Linked DNA regions of Homo sapiens: region 1 is linked to region 2. A link is a loop called in an ENCODE intact Hi-C map of the cell type or tissue named here. Cell type or tissue: pancreas. All regions are shown on one strand. Links, peaks and the distances in the headings refer to the core of each region. The heading gives the core; the rest is flanking DNA.

Region 1 (11,474 bases), core at 3,894-8,893, 370 kb after region 2:
TAGACCATGAATGTGCAGAAGGCGGGGAGAACCTCAGGTAGGCGGGGGTGAACAAGGAGACACCGGGTAAGGTGTCCTAGGCGCCATCTCGGTAGGGGTGTTTGAAGATTCTGTCCAGATCTGTGTCACCTGGATTTGAGTCCCAGATGACCATTTGTCCCTTCACCTCTTGGAGCCTCAGTTTCTGTATCTGTAAAACGGGTCTCAATCCAGGCTCTTTGTACCATGAGGTAGAATAACCAGGATGACCAGTACATTTCCTTTTATACACACCAGCTCCATTCAGTTGATAGTGGCTGTCAGTTGTTAAGCTATGGAAAGTCTTCTGTACCAGTTGGTCACTAGCACTGCTCTGAGCCCCCAGGTCCCCATGCACTACCCCAGCTGTCTTGGTCTCTACCAGGATCCTGGAGCTCTGTCCATGACCCAGCAACTAAAGCATTAATGCCTGGCACACCAGCGGAACCTCTGGGGTCCTGCTTTGGTGGTGTTTGTTAGTGCCTGGTTCTGGTTCTGTTATCCGTCTCCATGACAACCAACCATAAAGCCTCAGGCATGTTCAACCATAAAGCAACGATCATTGCTGCCATACGAGGGCAGTCAGCCAGGTGGCTCTGCTGATCTCGGCTGGGCTCACATGCATGTCTGGGAGTCAGCTGGCTGTTGGCTGATCTCGGGGTCAGCTGGCTTTTGGCCTCAGGTGGGGCAAGAAGGGTATGTTCCGTGCATCCCTCATTCTCCAGCAGACCAGCTTGGGCATGTTGTCATGGCGATGGCAGGGGCACAAGAGCGTGCAAGCCCCTATTGCATCTAACAGTATTCTTTTGGCTGTCCTTACTTTTGCTGGTGTCCCATTGGCCAAAGCAAGGAACATGTCTGATTCCAGAGCCACCTCTCATGGCCCCACAGTTGGATAAGGGATGCATGGGTATGAGGCCTTTTTTTTTTTTTTTTTTTTTTTTTTTTGAGACGGAGGGTCTCACTCTATCACCCAGGCTGGAGTGCAGTGGCGCAATCTCATCTGCAACCTCCGCCCCCAGGCTCAAGCAATTGTTCTGCCTCTGCCTCCTAAGTAGCTGGGATGACAGGTGCCTGTCACCATGCCCAGTTAAATTTTGCATTTTTAGTAGAGATGGGGTATCACCACATTGTCCAGGCTAGTCTCAAACTCCTGGCCTCAAGCGATCCACCCGCCTTAGCCTCACAAGGTGCTGGGATACTAGGTGTGAGCCACTGTGCCCGGCTCTTATTTTTTTTTTATTTTATTTTTTTTAAGAGACAGTGTCTCACTCTGTTGCCTAGGCTGGAGTACAGTGGATTGATCTCGGACTCTAACTCCTGGACTCAAGCAATCCTGCCTCAGCCTCCCAGTAACTGGGACTACAAGAGCATGCCACCACACCCAGCTAATTTGTTTATTTTTGTTTTTGGAGAGATGGGGGTCTTGCTTTTTTGCCCAGGCTGGTCTCAAATTCCTGGCTTCAAGCTATCCTCCCACCTCAGCCTCCCAAAGTGCTCAGATTGTAGGTGTGAGCTGCTGTTTTGAGAATGATTCTGAACCTGCATCTTGCTGAATAGGAGATGTGCTCTGATTGATTAGTGATGTCTGCTGCAGACACAGATGTTGGGAGTGGACATGCTTTCCTGGTCAAGCAACATAGAGTGTCTCCTTTCGCTTCTCCCAGCCTGGGCCTAGGTTCAGGGTCAGGGGTGGTTTGACCCAACACTATCTCCTGGTTTTTTTCTTCCGGTCAAGTGTCGGGCAGCGCCAGCTTGTGTGCCTAGCCCGGGCCCTGCTGAGGAAGACGAAGATCCTTGTGTTGGATGAGGCCACGGCAGCCGTGGACCTGGAAACGGACGACCTCATCCAGTCCACCATCCGGACACAGTTCGAGGACTGCACCGTCCTCACCATCGCCCACCGGCTCAACACCATCATGGACTACACAAGGTGATGCCACTGGCACAGTGGCCTCTAGGCTTTGGGAGTTTGCCTTACTCACTGGCTCACTCATTAATTCATTAATTCATTCAACACTGTCCTTATCCCTAGTGACAGCCCCAGTGGGTGGATCCTCTCTTCATCCTGGATGGTACCAGCTATTTCTTTTTTTTTTTTTTTTTTTGAGACAGAGTCTCGCTTCATCTCTGGAGTGCAGTGGTGTGATCTCGGCTCACTGCAACCTCTGCCTCTGGGGTTCAAGCATTTCTCCTGCCTCAGACTCCCGAATAGCTGGAACTACAGGAATGTGCCACCACGCCCATCTAACTTTTATATTTTTAGTAGTGACAGGGTTTTGCCATGTTGGCCAGGCTGGTCTCGAACTCCTGACCTCAGGCGATCTGCCCGCCTCCGCCTCCCAAATTGCTGGGATTACAGGCATGAACCGCTGTGCCCAGTGGTACCAGGTATTTCTAATATCATCTAGTCATTCATTCACGTCAGCGCACCTGCGGTGTTCCCAGACACTGGGGACTCTGTAGGCTGCTGTCAGACAAAGTCCCTGCCTCCAGGACCAAGTAGCTTATTAGATGGAGGAGACAAAAAATATACAGAGCAATAAACCAACAGGATTCCAGAGGGCAGCAGGTGCTGGGAAGGACGCTTGCCAAGGAGACGGGATAGCGAGTGCTGGGCAGGGCCACTGTTTCCATTGAACACTGCAGGCCCAGTGCGTGGGGCCCACAAAAAGGTTTTATTTTTTTTAAAAAATCAGAAGCAGGCCAGGTGCGGTGGCTCACGGCTGTAATCCCAGCACTTTGGGAGGCCGAGGCAGGCAGATCACCTGAGGTCGATAGTTTGAGACCAGCTTGGCCAACACGGTGAGACCCTGTCACCATTAAAAATACAAAAAGTAGCCAAGTGTGGTGGTGCGTGCCCATAATCCCAGGTACTTGGGAGGCTGAGGAAGGAGAATTGCTTGAACCTGGGAGGTGGAGGTTGCAGTGAGCTGAGATTGTGCCACTGCAGTCCAGCCTGGGCAACAGAGTGAGACTCCATCTCAAAAAAAAAAAAAAAAAAAAAAAGAATATAATCCAACCTGGATTTTATTTATACTAACACAGTCATAAAATAGAATTTCTAGCATTTTGTGTGGAGAAAGCCACCTCCGTAGGCATCAGTGCCGGGGACCACAAAAGTCAGAATGCTGCCATAGTGCCAGGGTCCTGGGGGGTTTTGAGTTTTGTGTGGGTCATCTCTGAAGAGGTGACATTTTAGCTGAGACCTGAACAATGAAAAGGAGTCAGCCTTGAGAAGATCTGGGACAGCGATCTGCAACCTTGTTCTTAAGGGCCGGGGTAGTTTCAGCTTTGTGGGCCACATGGCCTCTCAGCCACTTGACTCCAGTGTTGCCGTGTGAAAGCAGTCATAGATAGTGCACGAATGAATGAGCATGGCTATGTTCCAATAAAACTTTATTCATAAAAACAGGCAAGGGGTCAGATTTGGCCTGCAGGCCACAGTTTGCCAACCTTGGATCTAAAGGAAGAACATTCTAGGCAGCCGGTACAGCCGAATGTAAAAATGAATGCGCTTAATGAATTTGAAGGCTAGCATGAGGAGGCCATGTACCTAGAGGTTGGAATTGAGTGGACAGGGGCAGGAGATTAGGCCAGAAAGGTAGGCAGGGGCTGGATCTTAGAGCACCATGTAACCACGGTGAGAAGCTTGGAACTTACTCTAAGAGCCCTATAAAGCCATTGGAAGGTTTTAAGCAGGGAAGTGACATGAGTTTCTATTTTATTTTATATATTTTTGAGACAGGGTCTCACCCTGTCGCCCAGGCTGGAGTGCAGTGGTGGGATCACAGCTCACTGCGGCCTCAAGTGATCCTCCTGCCTCAGCCTTCCAAAGTGCTGGGATTATAGGCGTGAGTCTCTGCACCCAGCTGACATGATGTTTCTAGTTCACTGAGTACCACCTACTAAGTGGCAGATGCTGAGTTGGTGCTTTTGAAATATAGGACATAGAAATGAGGACAGAAGTGGGCAGTGTCAAATCTTACAGGACCTAAAATATTAGGGGTCAGCCAACTATGGCCCACAGGCCACAGATCTGGCCCCCTGCGTGTTTTTATGAATAAAGTTTTATTGGCACGCAGCCACATCTGTTCATTTTCCTGTTGTCTCTGGCAGCTTTCACACTATAAATACAGCAGAGATGCGTAGTTGTAACAGAAAGCATATGGCCTGCAGAGCCTCAAGTATTTACTATCTGGCCTTTTTCAGAAAAATGTTGCCAATCGTTATTGTAGACTGTGGTAAGATCTTTTTATTTTACTCTGAATGTAATGGAACAGTGAATGTGAACAGTCAACACTGTTAATACCATTCACACCATGATTGATGTGGGGTAGATATTAAGGAGCTGGCCTCATGGGAATCTGACATTGACTAGAAATAGGGATTGAGGGTGAGCAACCAGCTGGAAGGTACTGCACCAGTCCTAGCAAAAAGTGTTAGGGGCCTGACCCGAAGCAGTGACTTGCCCAGGTCAGTTGTCCCAGGGGCACGAGGTGCTCACCCCTCCCCTTCCCCTCATGTCTGTATCCCCTCTCCCTCAGGGTGATCGTCTTGGACAAAGGAGAAATCCAGGAGTACGGCGCCCCATCGGACCTCCTGCAGCAGAGAGGTCTTTTCTACAGCATGGCCAAAGACGCCGGCTTGGTGTGAGCCCCAGAGCTGGCATATCTGGTCAGAACTGCAGGGCCTATATGCCAGCGCCCAGGGAGGAGTCAGTACCCCTGGTAAACCAAGCCTCCCACACTGAAACCAAAACATAAAAACCAAACCCAGACAACCAAAACATATTCAAAGCAGCAGCCACCGCCATCCGGTCCCCTGCCTGGAACTGGCTGTGAAGACCCAGGAGAGACAGAGATGCGAACCACCCAAAACACGCACACCCTGCCCCTGGTGCCCTGAGACAGACACACAGCCTCACGCCCCCAGGAATGCAAGTGGTTTCCTGGTGCTTCCCACGGAGGAGTTTTGGCAGCCAGACTTCTGGAGGAATTGGTTGTATAGAAGATCCTAGTGACCAAATTCAGCCTACTGCCTCGGATCTCTCCAGCCGAAGTCTGTGGACTGCAAGTCTTTGAGATGCTTCTGGCTCCCATCACCTCTAACATCCTTGTCTGGGTCTACCAGGAACGCTTCATTTCCTTGGGGCTGCAGTTTTGTGGTTGAGGGGCCTGGAGAAAATCATTTTCTCCCCTTGGCAGTGTCCCAGGGCCCTGGATGGTCCTCTTACCAACATCTGGTCTTCCAGGCACTCAAAAGCTGGGAACCAGCATCTCAGCGCCAGCTCTACCAGTTCTCGTTTTGGGCCAGAGGCAGCCTCTGCACTCCCACGCCTGTCCTCCTGGAAGGGACCTGGTTGGACTAACGGCTAACCTGGACCTGGAACTGTAGGGCCAGGGGATTGTCTCAGGGCCGACGTTCCACCTGGGGCTTCCCTCCCCACCCACCCCGACTCCAGGCTTTCCCTTTTTTCTTTTGTTCAACATTGTAAGAACAATCAATGCTGTTATTACTGTTCCCACCATGATTGATGTGGGGTAAATATTAAGGAGATGGCCTCATGGGAATTTGACCTTGACTAGAAATAGAGACTGAGAGTGAGCAACCAGCTGGAAGGTACTATGCCAGTCCTAGCAGAAAAATGTGTTAGGGGCCTGGCCCAAAGCAGTGTTGGTTGCTTACAGTGTTGATTGATTTTGTTCTTTTTTCTTACCACCTCTTTTCTTTCCCTCTCATGGTACCTGCTCATGGTTATGAAGCTTTCAAAGTAAAGAACACGAAATACCTCCCAAGTATTACCAGTGGGTACCAAAAAAATGTCCCCTTGAGTCTTTTCCTTGTTTTTAGATGTTAATTCTCTCCCTTGGCATCCGGTTAGCCCCCCAGGGGGGGCAGCATTGTGGAGAACTTGATATTTAGTTACTGATGCTCTTCCAGGACACGAAAAGAACCCATCTTTGAATATCAATGATTTTTTTTTTTTAAGTACTGTTCCGGGGAGAAAAACAGTCTCAAAACTTGAACTTCTTGGGAATAGAAGTGTTGGGCTGAGAAGTAACATTCCCAGGAAATAGTGAGAAGCTCGCCCTGTGTTTGAAACCGTGTTGGTCTCTGTGTTCCTGGAAGAAAACAGGGAAGCAGCATCTTTTAAAGCCTGTTCTTTAAGGTGTCTCGTTAGAGCCCAAAGTGGAATCCGGAAGGCAGCCAGAGCTGAGGCTGCCCCAAGACTCAGACTTGCTAAGAATTACGCCGCCGACTTCAAACCCAGAGAGCATCTTTCTTTTAGGCGAAAACGCATATATTTATTTTTTGTAAGTTATACCATTCTTTCACATTAGATAAACTAAGTTTTGGGGGATCCTTTTGTAATGACTTACACTGGAAATGCGAACATTTGCAGTAAAAAAATATATATATATCTATATATTTTATTTCTTTCTAAAGAATGGTTCCCTTTCCTTTGGGGCCTCGGCGAGGGTTCCAGCCATGTCCTCTGCAGGGTCAGGATGTGGCATCTTCCTGTTTCTGTTCTTTCCTTTTGACAACAAGTCGCCTCTAGTGGGAGCTGTTGCCAGAAAGGGCAAGTTGTAGAGATCACTAGTCAGATGGGGTTTAGTGGGAAGGCGGGACAGCCGCAAGGTGGACGGAGCCCAGGTTTTGGGGTTGGACAGACCCTGGCTTGAGTCCTGCTCTTGTCATTTGCTGTTCTTGTGACCCTGGGGAAGTCACTCAGCCTCTGTGCCTCACTTGCTTTGTCTGTAAAATGAGGCTGATCGTACTTACCCTGTGAGCAGTGATGTGTGCGGTACTCGTAGCCTCGGTCAGGTTCTAAGACACAGGCGAGGCAGAAATCACATGTGGCCAGAACGATCCTTGAAAATCCTGCCCTCCCCCTGCCCTTTTTTTTTTTTTTTTTTTTGCTAGAGGCACGGTCTCACTCTGTTGCCCAGGCTGGTGTGCAGTGGCACGATCATAGCTCACTGCAGCCTCAAACTCCTGGGCTTACGCAATCTTCCTGCCTCAGCCTCCTGGGTAGCTGGGACTACAGGCATGTGCCCAGCTAATTTTTAAAAATTTTTATAGAGTCAGGGTCTTGCTATGTTACCCAGGTTGTTCTTAAACTCCTGGGCTCTGGGGATCCTCCTGCCTGAGCCTCCCAAAGTGCTGGGGTTCAGGCACCTGGCCTGAAAATCCCTTTATGTTAGTCCAGAGAGGCGAGGCTGCGCTGCAGTAACAAATTCGCCGTAAAATCTTCGGAAATGATCACAAGGCTTTATTTCTTGCTCACGCAGTTCTTGGTGAGGGTCAGCTGCCTCTCCAGGGTAGGTGACTTCCCTGTGACAAGTGATCCAGGCTGTCCTGGTTTTGTGACATGGCCTCCCAAGGGTTGGCCTCCAGGTCCCCACAGTGGGAGAAGGGAGAGTGGACGACTCTCACCCACTCTTCTGTGTCTGAAACCGGAACTGACGCAGTTAATCCCACTCACAGCCCATTGGCCAAAATGAGTCACATGGCCCCAACCCAACCACTGCGGGAGCTGGGAAATGGAGCGGTGCCTGTGGAAGAGAAGGATTTCTCCCTTTCCTAACTGATGTGGTTCTGGAGTTTTGGATAGCGGAGTAGTCAGACTAGTGTGTTCGGTTTCTAACTTCGAACTGGGTGAGTCTGGGCAGTAAGGAATGTCTGTATTTGGGGAGCACACCATTTCTGCCACACCTAAAACCATGCACCAAGTACATGTGCAGATAGAACGTTCTAGCACTGCCATTGTTCCCTCAAGCTTTCCTGTCCCCTGATTGAAATTGTTGGCTTGCACTAGGGACTGTGGTGTACAAAGGTGCTCAGGGAAGAGCCGGCGAGGTGGTGACCATTAGAATGAGTAGTAGTGTCTGGGTGCAGTGACTCATGCCCCATTGAAACTGTTGGCTTGCATTAGGGACTGCAGAGTGTGAAGGTGCCTAGTGAAAAGCCAGTAAGGTCATAACCATTAGAATAGGTAGTATCAGCCAGCCGGGCATGGTGGCTCATGCCTGAATGATGTCATTGGCTTGCATTAGGAACCACAGAGTATGAAGGTGCCCAGTGAAAAACTGGTGACGTTGTGACTATTAGAATTAGCAGTATTGGCTAGACGAGGTGGCTCATGCCTGTAATCCCAGCACTTTGAGAGGCTGAGACAGGAGGACTGCTTGAGCTGAAGAGTTCAAAACCAGCCTAGGCAACATAGTGGAACTCTTTCTATATAAAAACTTTTTTTTTGTTAAATTAGAAGTAGTTGAGGCTGGGTGCAGTGGCTGACGCCTGTAATCCCAGGACTTTGGGAGGCTGAGGCGGGTGGATTGCCTGAGGTCAGGAGTTCAAGACCAGCCTGATCAACATGGTGAAACCCCGTCTCTACTAAAAACACAAAAATTAGTTGGGCATGGTGGCACATGCCTGTAGTCCCAGCTACTGGGGAGGCTGACAGGAGAATTGCTTGAATGTGGGAGATAAAGGTTGCAGTGGGCTGAAATCAAGTCATTGCACTCCAGCCTGGGCAACAGAGCAAGCCGAGACTCCATTTCAAAAGAGTAGTAGTTGGATCTACCAGCGGGAATCTTAATAGGGATGTGAGATGTGTTTAGATCTCAAAGCCTGACCCTGAGTCTTAAAATCCCAGGTCAGATCCTAAGCAGTCCCAGAGAGCTCCACCTGGTGTGCATCTGTGCCAGTGTCTTGGGGTGGGGCAGCTGCATGCTCAGGTGGAATCCGGGGCTGAGTTCAAGTTTAATCCACTTTATGAAGAGGAGGCAGAGTGAGGCATAACTCCTCATCCAGGGGAGTGGAAGTACTGTGGAAGGAAGCTCTGTTTTGTACCTACTACGTGCTGGCCCTGGCCTCACTGTGCAGAACTCTCCACATTGGAAAGGATCCCCCCAGACCAGAGAGGCGTAAGGAGGGGGCTGGTGCTTTCCAGTGTTGAACTGTTCATCTGTCCTCACACCCACCATCGGGTCCTACAGCAAATTTGTTTGATTTTCTGCAAAACACCCAGAATCTATCCACTCCCCGTCCTCCCATTGCCACCACGCTGGTCCCAGCCACCCCACTTTCTCCCTGCATCCCTACAACAGCTGCCACAGTGGTCTCGAGGCTTTTGCCCCCAGCCCCCCACACACACATCAGTGTCCTCAACCTGGTGGCTGTAGTGACCTTATGAAAACACGCACTGGCCGGGCACGGTGGCTCACGCCTGTCATCCCAGCACTTTGGGAGGCCGAGGCAGGCAGATCACCTGAGGTCAGGAGTTCGAGACCAGCCTGGCCAACATGGTGAAATCCTGTCTCTACTAAAAATACAAAAATTAGCCAGGTGTGGTGGCGAGTGCCTGTAATTCCAGCTACTTGGGAGACTGAGGCATAAGAATTGCTTGAACTGGGAGGTGGAGGTTGCAGTGAGCCAAGATCACGCCACTGCACTCCAGCCTGGGTGACAGAGTGAGTGACTGATGGTGAGGACACGGGCTCTGAAGCCACACTGCTTGGGCAGAGATGCCACTCATTCTGTTTGTTTTCTCATCTGTCAAAAGGGCCTGATGGTAGTACCTTCCTCATCAAAACGTTCCAGTAAGGGGCCCAGTGAGGTGGCTTCCTCCTCTGGTCCACTGAATGCGTGCGTGGCGGGCATTTAAAGCAGTGTCAGGTATACGTAGTTACGTGTTTGCAGTGGCGAGGTGGACTGTTGAGTTTTAAAGAGTCTACTGGGCGCAGGCACTGACCAGAGAGGAAGTCTGCAGCCTTGATGGATGAAATTCGTGTTCCACCCACCAGCCAGACCCTACTGGCAGCAGCCCATGGCGGGGGTATTAATGGCCTGGGCATCCCCTCTGGCGCGTCTCCAGACTGCCGTGGTGTGGGCCCAACAGCAGTCTCGTTAGCAGGCTGGCAGGTGCCGGTTCCCACGTGCTGGCCGCCTGTGGCCCACCCTCTGCTCCCTGGCACACAGCCTAGGAAAGAGAGTCTGGTGGCCCTGGGTCATCCCCAGCTGAGTTTGCCAAATGCCCACATGGCAGCCCCTGCCTAGGGTCACTCTGCAAGGCAGGTGGCTCAGCTCCAGCCAGAGAAGACAGGCTGCATCTGCCGCCCTTCCTTTCTCTAAAGGACAAATGTGTCCTGTGCAATGACTTTGGTATTACACCCAGAAACAGATCCCCACTCTGTCCTTACTGACTGGGTCAACTTGGCAAGTCATGTCAACCCCTTGAGCCTCAGTTTCCTCACCTGTGAAATGGAGCTAGGAATAGGTAGTTGTGGGTCCACAGCTTTGCAGGCATGACTAGGGGCAGGTCAAGAATGCGGACTTCCTGCCCCACTTTGAAGGTGGTAGAAGCTGCAGTTAGAAGTTTACTCCAGGCCAAAAGGGGCATCACAAAACCTGTGAGGATGGGCCATCAGAAAGTCCCATGACCTGATGGGCGGAGCAGGCCCTGTGTCCTTAAGAAAAGGTGGAGTTCTTGCCCTGCCACCCCTGACACCAGCAAAGCCACTGCTCAAGTATCTGTGGATGATGGATGGCAGCGGGGCAGGTTAGACCGGGGATTCTCAACCAAGTGGGTCTTTTTGTTTTGTGTTTTTTCAGACAGTCTTGCTCTGTCACCCAGCCTGGAGTGCAGTGGTGTGATCTTGGCTCACTGCAACCTTCTCTGCCTGGGTTCAGGCGATTCTCCTGCCTCAGCCTTCAGAGTAGCTGGGATTATAGGCACCTGCTACCACACCCGGCTAATTTTTGTATGTCTGGTAGAGCCAGGGGTTCACCTTGTTGTCCAGGCTGGTCTCGAACTCCTGACCTCAAGTGATTCACCTGCCTCCGCCTCCCAAAGCACTGGGATTACAGGCATGAGCCACTGCACCCGGCCCAACTAGGTGGCTTTGACCCCCTGGGGGATTAATGGCAGTGTCACAAGTCTGGTGGCGGTAGAAGGAGGATGTTATTGGCATCTAGTGAAGAAGAGGCCAGGGGCGCTGCTGAACGTCCTACGATGTGCAGGACATGTCCCCACAGCACAGAACTATCTGGCCCCACGTGTCAATAAGGTTCAGAAAGCCTGGGGGATTGCCTTCTGTGCTTCCACGAACACATATCCATGTATTATGTCATTCTTGCGGCAATGCCACGAGGTCAGTGAGACTCCCTGACTAGCATACATAATGTTAGGATCTAGGGAGTTGTCTAATGTCTCACGCTGCCCTTCCCAGCGATCTATGTGTGGCCTTAGGCTTGGCTACTTTAGACTTAGTCCCTCTTTTCCGGTGCCTGCAGCTGGTTTGGTGAGTCCAGTATTAATATACTGACCGCTGTCAGAAAGAGGAGTGAGGAGGCTGGGCATGATGGTTCACGCCTGTAATCCCAGCACTTTTGGAGGCCGAGGTGGGCAGATCACCTGAGGTCAGGAGTTCAAGACCAACCTGGCC
Region 2 (11,474 bases), core at 3,526-8,525:
TGAGCTGAGACTGCGCCACCGTACTCCAGCCTAGGTGACAGAGTGGTGTGATCTCGGCTCACTGCAGCTTCGACCTCCTGGGCTCAAGCAATCTTCCTGCCTCAGTCTCCCAAGTAGCTGGGACTACAGTGTGCACCACCACACCCAGTTAATTTTTTGTATTATTTGTAGAGAAGGGATCTTGCCATGTTGCCCAGGTTAGTCTCAAACTCAAGCTCAAGTGATCTGCCTGCCTTGGCTTCTCAAAGTGCTGGAATTACAGGCGTGAGCCACCATGCCCAGCAAAACAATTTAAATGGTCTCATTGTTTTCTTTCACAAGGACAGACAATGATTTAATAAACCCTCTATTAATCAACCTATTTTAGTTTGTTCCAGTTTTTTTCTATTTATTTTTTTTGTAGAGACAGAGTCTCACTGTGTTATCCAGGCTGGTCTCGAACTCCTGGGCTCAAGCAATCCTCTTGCCTCAGTGTCTCCAAATGCTGGGATTACAGGCATGAGCCACTGTGCCCAGCCTGTTCCAGTTTTTTATTATTTAAATAAAACTATACTGAACAGTGTAGTACATCAAGAAAAAAGGATTTGGTAAATTCCTGGCACACAGCAAATACTTAACCATTGTTCATTGTTATTTAAAAGCAAGATTAGAAGCAAAACTGACCCCTGTCCCAAATGAAATGAATCATTCTTGGAGGGCCTATGTCATTCAGACAAGGAGGCTATCAGCACTAGATTCTGATGTGGGACCCTGGCCAAGACCCACATACACCATCCATTTGTCAACTGACCCATACAGCCTAATTTTCCAGACCCCAAGTTATCTTCGGAGGAGCTGCCCCTCCCCTTATGCAGCATTTCAGCAACCTCAGTGCTATTCTGGGGCTCCAAACGGGCGTAGGCGTGGGAAGGAAGGGAAACTTTCCACAGTTCTGTCCTGGTGTTCCTGAAAGAGATTAACCTTCAACACTGAGGCACATCTAACGCAGAAGGAAAATCGTTTCTGGAAACACAGTGTCCCGACCAAGAATTTCTTTCTGAGCTGTCCTGTTCTCAAGACCCAGTGTGTTTCTTGGCCATTGGTTGGATGATTTTGATCAATATCAATTGATCACCAGAGCAACCCCTCCAGGAAAAGCCTGAGTAAATCCACTGCCTCGATCACTCCCCCTCCCCTAAACCCTGCCCACATGTTCCTGATGAGGCCAACATCTCTACCTTCAGCTCCAAGAATCCATTCTTAGGGACCATAATGAAACCACCCTGCGCTTTCCACAACCCTGCCTATGCTGCATAGCTCAGGAATGTGCATATCAACCTAAGCCAACCAATCAGAGTCAATGACACTCCATTCAGGAACTTAAGCCGGGAATCTACTCTGTTCTTTGGACATAAACCCAAAGAATATAAGGGCTGGAACCCAGCTATGTTGCTGTCAACAAACTGCATCCTATAGAGAAACAATGTAGTCGAGAGAGATAGAAGACAAGAAATTAGGTTCTAGAAAAATCTTTTGAACACCTAGATCTCACTGTACCTGAAGCTTGAATTCCTGAACTTTTTTTTTTTTTGAGATGGAGTCTAGCTCCATCTCCCAAGCTGGAGTGGAGTGGTGTAATCTTGGCTCACTGCAACCTCTGCCTTCCGGGTTCAAGCAATCCTCCCACCTCAGCCTCCTGAGTAGCTAGGACTACAAGTGTGCACCACCAGCCCTGGCTAATTTTTTTTTTGTATTTTTAGTAGAGACAGGGTTTCACCAAATTGACCAGGTTGGTCTCGAACTCCTGACCTAAAGTGATCCGCCCACCTTGGCCCCGCAAAGCGCTGAGATTACAGACCTGAACCACTGTGCCTAACCTCCCTGAACTTCTCAACATTCTGAGTTAGTCACTTTCCCTTTGGTTTAAGCCAGCTCGGGTTACTTGCAACCCTAGTTATACAGCCACTTTTCTACAACACAAACAAACCACCTAGAATAAAATTCATTTTCCTCCTTTTTTTTTTTTTTTTTTAATGGAAGGTGGGGAATTCAGAGAGCAGAAATCTGTCCTGACCAGAGAAGAGTTCTTAACAGGTTCCACTGGTATCCAGGCAAGCTACCCTCCAGACTCAAGGTGTGAGGCTTACATAGCTGCTCCTCCTCGCTGAAACCCATGATTGCCATGGCCTCCACGGTTTCCTGGAACATCTCATCATCCTGGGCTGCTGGGATGGGCACAAAGCCATTGGAGAGGAAGGTGTAGTTGTTGAAGCCCTCCAAAAGCAAGTCACCTAGAAGGAGAGGAAGACAGGTCAGGGTCAATAAGACATACTTCTAATTTCAACATGAGACCGAGATCTGGTCAAGGGTCTGGGCCATCATAATTCCTTTCCCTTTATCAAGGCTTGAACCGTTTAAAGCCCTCACGCATCGTCACGTAGACAGCCTCACCAACCACTGCCAGCCTTACACAGCGGTGCAGGTTGTGCACTGCTCCAGTGACTGCAGCTGATATCCAGCCTTGGTTCTGCTTGCTAAGCCACAATCCCTGGCACGAAGTTACATTTACCTGGAGGAAGGGATGCCTTTACCTCAATTGTCTAGAGGCACCCTGCCTTCAGCCTTCAGAGACAAAGCTGTCAGAAGAGTTAGATCAACCTTTACTCTTTTTTTTTTTTTTTTTTTTTTGAGACGGAGTCTCACTCTGTCGTCCAGGCAGGAGTGCAGTGGCGCGATCTCGGCTCACTGCAACCTCCGCCTCCCAGGTTCAAGCGATTCTCCTGCCTCAACCTCCTGAGTAGCTGGGATTACAGGCGCCCGCCACCACGCCCGGCTAAATTTTGTATTTTTAGTAGAGATGGGGTTTCACCATGTTGACCACACTAGACTTGAACTCCTGACCTCAGGTGATCCACCCACCTTGGCCTCTCAAAGTTCTGGGATTACAGACGTGAGCCACCGCACCTGGCCTTATTCATGTATTTATAAAATTTTTATCAAATTCAAACAGGCACATGAGTTTTAAAAATCAATTACTACCAAAGGTTTATAATGAAAAATAGCATTCTCCTGTCACATCCCTTCTCCAACTCTACCTTACTCCATAATACCTGCTTTTATCTCTTTTAGCTGCTTTTTATCTGGCAGTTACCACTATCTCTCTGTACAATAGGCTTGCTATATATACTAGCCTATTATAATGTATATACCATTATGTATTACATATCATAGGCCAAGGGTTCCCCAACCCATAGGCCATAGACCAGTACCGGTCCATGTTAGGAACTGGGCCACACAGCAGGAGGTGAGCAGCAGGTGAGCAAGTGAAGCTTTATCCGCTATTTGCAGCTGCTGCCCATCGCTTGCATCACTGTCTGAGCTCCGCTTCCCATAAGATCAGCAGCAGCATTAGATTCTCATAGGAGCGCAAACCCTATCGTGAGCTGCACATGTGCCCTCCTTATAACACTCTAATGCCTGATAATCTGTCACTGTCCCCCATCACCCCCCGATGGGACTGCAGGAAAACAAGCTCCCAATGATTCTACATTATGGTGACTAGTATAATTATTTCATTGTATATTACAATGTAATAATAAAGTGCACAGTAAATGTAATACACGTGAATCATCCCCACACCATCCCCCCAACCCTGCCCGCCCAGTCTGTGGAAAACTTTTCTTCCAGGAAACCAGTCCTCAGTGCCAAAAGTAACAGGTGCTTTTGGCCTATTGGAAGACCAGAGGCAAAGCACAATCGCTGTAATAGGCGATTTCTGGATATGTCAAGTTTAGATAGTATCTAGTGACTTCCTGCTATGGTAGGCAAAAATGCAGCTTTCTTATACTACCTTTCCTTTCCTCCAGCTATTTTTTTTTTTTTTTTTGAGAGGGAGTTTCACCTTTGTCCAGGTTGGAGTGCAGTGGTGCGATATTGGCTGCTCACTGCAACCTCTGCCTCCCGGATTCAAGCAATTCTCCTGCCTCTCGAGTAGCTGGGATTACAGGCACCCACCACCATGCCCAGGTAATTTGTTGTATTTTTAGTAGAGACGGGGTTTCATCATGTTGGCTAGTCTAGTCTTGAACCCCTGACATCAGGTGATCCACCCGCCTCAGCCTCCCAAAGTGCTGGGATTACAGGTGTGAGCCACCGTGCCCAGCCACCCCCAGCTATTTTTAGTTGAATCAATATATAAGGCTTATATCACAGGTTGGCAAATCTGGTCCCCTGTTGTTTTTGTAAATAAAGTTTTATTGAAACACAGCTGCTCTGATGTCCTTGTTTATTTCTCATGGCTGCTTTCTCACTAGGCAACAGAGTTGAGTAGTTGCAACAGAGGCCATCTGGTCCTTAAAGTCTAAAACGTTTACTACTGACCCTTTAGCAAAAACAGTTTGCCAACTCCCTTTTTATGACATTAATTAGATATTCTGTGTCAAACTGTATCCTATGATTACATTTCCTTTGTTGTTGTTCAGCTTCTCCCCCACCCCCAACTTTATAATTGCCTTTCTTTCTCCTGCACCATTTGCTTTTATTATACCCTCCAATACATCAAGGATCCTCTTCCAGATCAATCTTTAATTAGGATGGATTCGGTTATACTTTTGGAGAGACGTCAGCAAGATATTTTTCTTTCAAAATCAAGGTCTTTTATGGGTCAAGTCACTTGGAAGCTGCTTGATAAACTCGAGGTTAAATTGACTGAAGGCACCAGTTAACTCAAACTTTTGGATTAACTTGAAATGCCTGATTCAAGTCACGAGGATTGAGGTCTTTGCCAAGACTTCATTATCCCGAGTTTGGATGCATTTAGCAATATTTGGTTCTTTCTAAAAGCCTAACATCTTTCCAGTTCTATCATCTAGAATACAAACGGCCCCTGGGAATTTAGTTCTGAGCCCTATACTTGCCCATTTCTGGAAGACCAGAGGCAAAGCACAAAACTGGAACCCAAGGTACCAAACAACCAAACTGTTTTCTTGGGTGCCAAATAAAAGGAAAAGGAATGTCAACATTTTTCCCTGGCCCATTCCACAGGGTCCTGCACTGTAACTGCTAATATACCATGTTTGCTGGTACATAAAAAATCCATTCAGCATTCCCCCTTTACCAAAAATTGCTCCACCTCATAGCCTATGTTCCTGAAAGCCAGCCATTAAGGAAACTTATTTTTATTGTTTGAGACAGAGTCTCACTCTATCGCCTAGGCTGGAGTGCAGTGGTGCAATCTTAGCTCACTGCAAACTCCACCTTCTAGGTTCAAGTGATTCTCCTGCCTCAGCCTCCCAAGTAGCTGGGATGACAGGCGCCAGCCACCACACCTGGCTAATTTTTGTATTTTTGGGGAGACAGGGTTTCACTATCTTGGCCGAGCTGGTCTCAAACTCCTGACCTCAGGTAATCCGCCCGCCTCTGCCTCCGAAAGTGTGGGATTACAGGCATGAGCCACTTTGCCCCACCCTGGAAATTTAAATAATGGATAATGCCACCCCCTAGTAGCTGAGGTCTACAATACACTCCGACACAGCGAAGTTCTGAGCTCACACAGATCCTTTTGGTAACTGTCTTAACCAAAATAACTAACCTTGGGCCACAAAAGAGATGGGAAGCAAAGTCTGTATTGTTCCCATAGAATTTCAGACTCAAAACTTATTACTAACATGTAGACTCTACTATGTACAGATAGTCACTGATCCATTCCTTTTTTAAGCTATGCGATTTGTATATATTTTTAAGAGTTAGTAAACAGCTGCAGGTCCAGAACTCATAACTTCCTACTGGAGTTTGGTATACAGTGTATTATATTTACATAAAAAAACTTTTCCCTACAACAGAGGTCAGCAAACTTCTGCACACTGCCTGTTTTTGTAAATAAAGTTTTATTGTAACACAGTGATGCATCTGCACTCACTGATTTATGTGTTGCCTATGTTCATTGGTTTATGTGCTGCCTGTGCTCATTGGTTTATGTACTGCCTGTGCTCATTGGTTTATGTGTTGCCTGAGCTCACTGGTTTATGTGTTGCCTGAGCTCACTGGTTTATGTGTTGCCTGCACTCATTGGTTTATATATTGCCTGTGGCTGCTCTTGTATTACAATGGCAGAGTTGAATAGCTGTGCCAGAAGCCACCTGGCCTGCAAAGCCTGAAGATTTACTATCTGGCCTTTTACAGAAAAAGTCTTGACCCCTGTTCTACAAAGTCACTGGCAAAACATGTATAATGAAAAATGCTTAGTCCTGCTGCCCCTGCAAATTCCTTATAAAACCAGAATGCATCTTTTATATTTGCAAGTTTTATAAATTGGCAAGTAAGGCAAATGTCTTTCTCCCTTTCCTTGAAGGCGTAGATTGTGTCTAGTTGGACTTGATGCTCTCTGGTCTAATGAGACATGAATCATTAATGATCTAATGTCTAATTGGAGTTGATGGCTACTATGTCACATAGTAGGTGCTCAGTAAATGAGAATGACTGAACACAAGCCACACTCACTCATTGGGAGGAGATGAAGAACTGTTCATATGTCACTCACAGACATGGTCCTTTCTGGCAGGATCTGAGACTGTTTTAATAGCCAATCCCTTAACCCCGGATTCTGATGAAAGGGAAGGCTCAAGCCATCCAATCACATGTCATTGCTAGTCACTTACTTCTCATCTTCTCCTTGGCTCCAGCAATCATGTAGTAAAAGATGTGGAATGTCCTCTCGTCTCTGGCTTGGCGAATTGCCCGTGATTTTTCTAGCAGATCTGGTTTGGAGGGAGTTAGGGATTCTGGGGATACTGCGGGTGTTCCTCTGGTCTTCCACCTCCATCCCTGTCACACCCAATTCACATGGGATGACTTTCCAGTTCTACCCCTGGGATCGGTAATGTCTAACTTTGACCATTGCCCCTATGGACAAATGGAACCGCTGGGTGCTGCCAGCAGACTTCAGATGCAAAAAAAAGGGAGGGGAATAGAGTGAAAAGAAAAAGCATAAAAAGGCTCCAGGAAGAAGGTAATGGTAACGAGATGTTCCCCTAACAGCCATCACCAGCAAATCTTCTTTAAAATGAGCTGTCTTCAGACATGACAGAATACAAATAATGACACCATCTATGATCCTATGATTTATGATTCATTCCTGTGTGAAATGATTGATATAAATTGTCTCACTGAAGCCTCACAAAGTATGCTAGGAAATAAGTGCAACTATTATCGGTGTTTTCAATAAGGGGAAACTGAGGCTCAGAGAAGAGAAGTCCTTTCTCAAGATGATACAGCTAACAAGTGGCAAAGCTGTCTTCCATGCCCTCTGTTCCAAGAGTGGGGTCTGACGGGATGGAGGCGAGAGAGACCGTAAACACGCCACACTAATTAATTTCAGGAGAGCTTCTCCGCGATGCGGGGTGGCAGGAGGGAGAGCAGAGGGGAGGGCAGGTGAGGGTGGCATGGAGATCACAGGGTCCGGGGTGATGGGAGAGGGCAGCTGGGAGGCTGGGCTACTGTACTGGGTGGATTTCCACAGCACTAAGCATGATGGTGCGGGATGATGGGGCTAGATCAGCAGACCTTGTCTTCTTCAAGTCCTAAAGCCAGCTAGCAGTGCCCGGGCTACCACAGCCCATGTCCAATCTGGAAAGCAGTGATTCTCAGACTTTCTCATGGTGTACATGGGTATACACACGCACACATACACACACACACACACACACACACGCACGTATGTTTGAGCCAGAGTCTCGCTCTGTCACCCAGGCTGGAGGGCAGTGTGTGATCTTGGCTCACTGCAACCTCTGCCTCCCGGATCCAAGCAATTCTCCTGCCTCAGCCTCCTGAGTAGCTGGGACTACAGGTGCATGCCACCACGCCTGGATAATTTTTGTATTTTTAGTAGAGACAGGGTTTCACCATATTGGCCAGGTGGTCTCGAACTCCTGACCTCAAGTGGTCTGCCCGCCTCGGCCTCCCAAAGTGCTGGAATTACAGGCGTGAACCACCGTGCCTGGCTGAGATGTGTGTTTCTAAAGAGCTCCCAAGTGATGCTGATGCTGCTGGTTTGGAAACATACTTTGAGAACCACTGATCTAAAAGGAAGGCTGAGGCCAGAAGGACGGGGCTATGCCTGGGGCTCGCTCTAAACACAGGAAATGAATTGCTGAGAGGTGTGTGCAGGGCTGCAGGACAAGAGGGCCCTGGCTCTGGACTTGACCGAAGCCTGACAGCCCTCCTAGCTGCAGGATGGGAATCCTGGCTGGTTTGGGCAGATTAAAGTAGAAACGTAGAAAACATTGAGTTAACGCAATAGCCACCACCTATGAGATGCTCACTTTGGGCCCAGTACCGTACCAAGGGCTGTGCATATTATTATGCATATTATTTCATTTAACCCCTGCACCAGCTCCAGAAACTAGGTGCAATCACCCCCATTTTACCGAGGCAAAACTGAGGCCCAGAGAGCTTCAGTGATTTTCCCAAATCCCCACAGCTTAGACAAGTACAGTGGAGAGGAAGCTACTCCACAACCCACCCTCTTATCCAGGGCACATAACGTGGAAAAATGGGACCACTAGGTGCTGCTAGAGGACCTCAGGTGCAGAAAGAAGCTAAGTCAGGCCCCCAGGTCCTATACATTGCCAAGCACGTGTTCCACAGGAAGCCTGAGCCCTAGGGCCGCCTGCAAAGCTCCTGAGGCTGATCAGTCACTGAACTCTAGACCTGGTTGTTCCCCCACGTCCAGAAATTTCTAACTTGGCTCCACTTCACCGCTCAGGTTCATGAAAGAGATGCTCTACTTGTTCCTTGCGATACCAGCATTCTTCTGGGTAAACTCTGTTTTCATCAATTTCCTACCTAAGAAGTGGAGCCGATCACAGACCAACTCTCTAAGAGGACGACAGGTCCAGAATTTGGCCTCGGACAATGGCTGAATAAGGATGAAGTGAAGATCATACGATAGACACTACGTAGCCAGCCCTTACTCTGCACCTCGCATGGTGCCTAGAGCTTTATATGAGTTCATTCACTCTATTCTCACATTTCTATGAGGCAGGTACCATTCATTATCATCCCCATTTTGCTGATGAGGCACAGAGAGGTGGAGTAACCAGCCCAAGGTCACTCAGCTAAGGGACAGATCATTTGAGCATCACATGCAGCCTAGGCTGCTTGTTTAGGGTTCAAACCAGGGGTCCGGTCCACACATGTATAACCACTGCACCACAATGCCTGCTGTTAAGGGGAGATTTGTTCTGGAAGAAACCTAAGAGGCTGGAAAGATAGAGGTGGCTCTTGGACTCTCCCAGCCTCTGGGCAGGAGATTGGTAGGGGGCAGGGGTACCCATTTGGCCCAGGCTCAGGGAAAGGATACAGGTCTCAATGTTGGCTCCCACGATGTAACCCGTGACGTCGAAGTTGATGCGGATGAATTTGCCCTGCCAACAGGAAAACACAGTTCAGGCTTTGCTGCCCAACTTCAGCCGTTAACCCCATGCTGTGGGCAAGCAGGAGGCAGATGGTACAGAGGATGGGAGGTGGGGCGGGGAGATTCTTGCGAACACTCAGAACCCCACAGGTCAAGTTGTCAGGCGGAACCAACATCTGCTGAGCTGAAACCACCCCAGGCCTGACAGCAACAGAACGTGTAAAACATGTTCACAGATCAATTTCATTCGGCTTTTGCAATGACCGTAGTCCATCATGGCTATCCCTATTTAAAAAAACTTATTTATTTATTAGAGACAAGGTTTTGCTCTGTCAGCGAGGGCTGGAGTGCAGTGGTGCAATCACAGCTCACTGTAACCTTGAACTCCTGGGCTCAAGCAATCCCCTTTTCCCCATGACCTCACCCTCCCAAGCAGCTAGGACTACAGGCATGCACCACCATATCTGGCTAATTTTTAAATTTTTTTTTGTAGAGATAGGATCTCACTGTGTTGTCCAGGTTGGCCTCAGACTGCTGCACTCAAGCAATCCTCCCACCTCAGCCTCCCAAAGTGCTGGGATTACAGGAGTAAACTACCACACCCAGCCCACTATCCCCATTTTAAAGCTGGGAAAACTAAGGCTAAAAGAGATCAAGTGACTTGTCCAACGTGACGTTGCTCCTGAGAGGTAGGGCCCTAAGCAGAAAGAAGGTTTTTCCATATTCAGGGGCTAGAGGGCTCCCTCCCCAGACCCCACCCTGCTCCAAAACATCCACATCATCCAACTATGGATTAAACCTTTTCTGTGGGACAGGTGAGTATGCATTGGCCACACTGCCCAAGCAGGCCCTGTGTAGGATGTCCTTTAGGCAGGAATGGCTCATGTTCCTGGCCCTAGAGGCTCAACAAGTATCTCCAAAGATGGCCCTATCTACCTGCCTCAGCTAAGCCATGAAACCAAGGATGGAACCCAATCCTCCATCTGTTGGCATGAACCCTTTTCCTGTTTCCTCAACAGGTGAGACAGGATTTCATCCTTTTCCCCCATCATGACATAACATGGTGGGAAGTGTTGGCGTGTGTGGACACAATCCCCTAGGCTTGCTCAGTCCTTGACAAAACCTTCAAACTTTCCCCATTGGGAAACATGCAGTAGAGTGATTTGGGATGACCATATCCCAGATGGAGCCAGGGAGAGCCGGCTGGTCACAGGCAAGGCCCAGGCACCTTCTTCACTCTCCTTCCCAAGATGGCAGGGACGCCAGTGAGTGGAGGATGTTTTTAGGGATTTGTCTTGCACGTGCTTCCATTTATGACAGGCTAGAAACATTGCACAGAATTGGAACATGCAAACGCAGTGCTTCTCAGTGGAGGCGGCACATCTGCTATGGAGATTTTGGAAATCGGTGGAAGCCATTATTTGGCTTGTCACATGTTGGGGGGGGGCCGCTGTTGTTAGTGAACAGTGGGGCCAAGGATATTTTGGGAGTCCTGCAATGACCTGGAGAGTCTCTGATGCCAATCCTTGTCTATATCCCTTATGACTCTTCCAATGTCTCACCTGCCACTCATGGAGGTAAAAATCTGTTTGTAATTAGCCAGGCTTAGAACCTAACCTTTATGACTTTAGATTTTTACGCTTTTTTTTTTTTTTTTTTTTTTTTGAGACAAGAGCCTCACTCTGTCGCCCAGGTTGGAGTGCAGTGGTGTGACTTTGGCTCACTGCAACCTCCATCTCCCCGGGTTCAAGGAATTCTCCCACCTCAGCCTCCCGAGTAGCTGGGAATACAGGCATGTGTCACTGCGCCCAGCTAATTTTTGTATTTTTAGTAGAGACAGGGTTTCACCATGTTAGCCAGGCTGGTCTCAAACTCCTGACCTCAGGTGATCTTCCCAACTCAGCCTCCCAAGGTGCTGGGTTTACAGGTGTGAGCCACTCTGTGCCTGGTCTAGATTTTTATGCTTTTAAATGAAAGCATTAACAAGTGTTTAAAATGTTGTTCTAATACAAGAATATCCCATCTGTGTGACTCTAGAGAAGATTGTTCTTTGGTTCAGCGCTTCACTGAGAGTCAGTTGCCA

What was found. Hi-C counts contacts between places; a loop is a spot of excess contacts. Peaks named below come from ENCODE experiments on the same cell type or tissue, not always from the same donor. Only the 100,000 strongest peaks of a DNase experiment are listed, where the experiment ranks them.
Region 1: it touches region 2 in a loop (2.4-fold over the local background); 8 of 110 quality-filtered maps call a loop at or near these places.

The regions. Positions count from the first base shown.
Region 1 is chr16:16,136,608-16,148,081 of GRCh38, forward strand. It overlaps ABCC1 (ATP binding cassette subfamily C member 1 (ABCC1 blood group)), which reads left to right. Exons shown (of 31, transcript NM_004996.4): 29 at 1-37; 30 at 1,757-1,951; 31 at 4,566-6,446. The coding sequence ends at 4,674. Among named protein-coding and RNA genes, the nearest start is that of ABCC6, 81 kb to the right of the region's middle. In pancreas, for the core only: a CTCF peak has its summit at 6,571; no DNase peak of the experiment used is centred there; H3K27ac peaks cover 688 bases.
Region 2 is chr16:15,769,443-15,780,916 of GRCh38, forward strand. MYH11 (myosin heavy chain 11) reads right to left here. Exons shown (of 41, transcript NM_002474.3): 7 at 9,338-9,401; 8 at 6,636-6,734; 9 at 2,127-2,270. Among named protein-coding and RNA genes, the nearest start is that of MYH11, 82 kb to the right of the region's middle. In pancreas, for the core only: no CTCF peak of the experiment used is centred there; no DNase peak of the experiment used is centred there.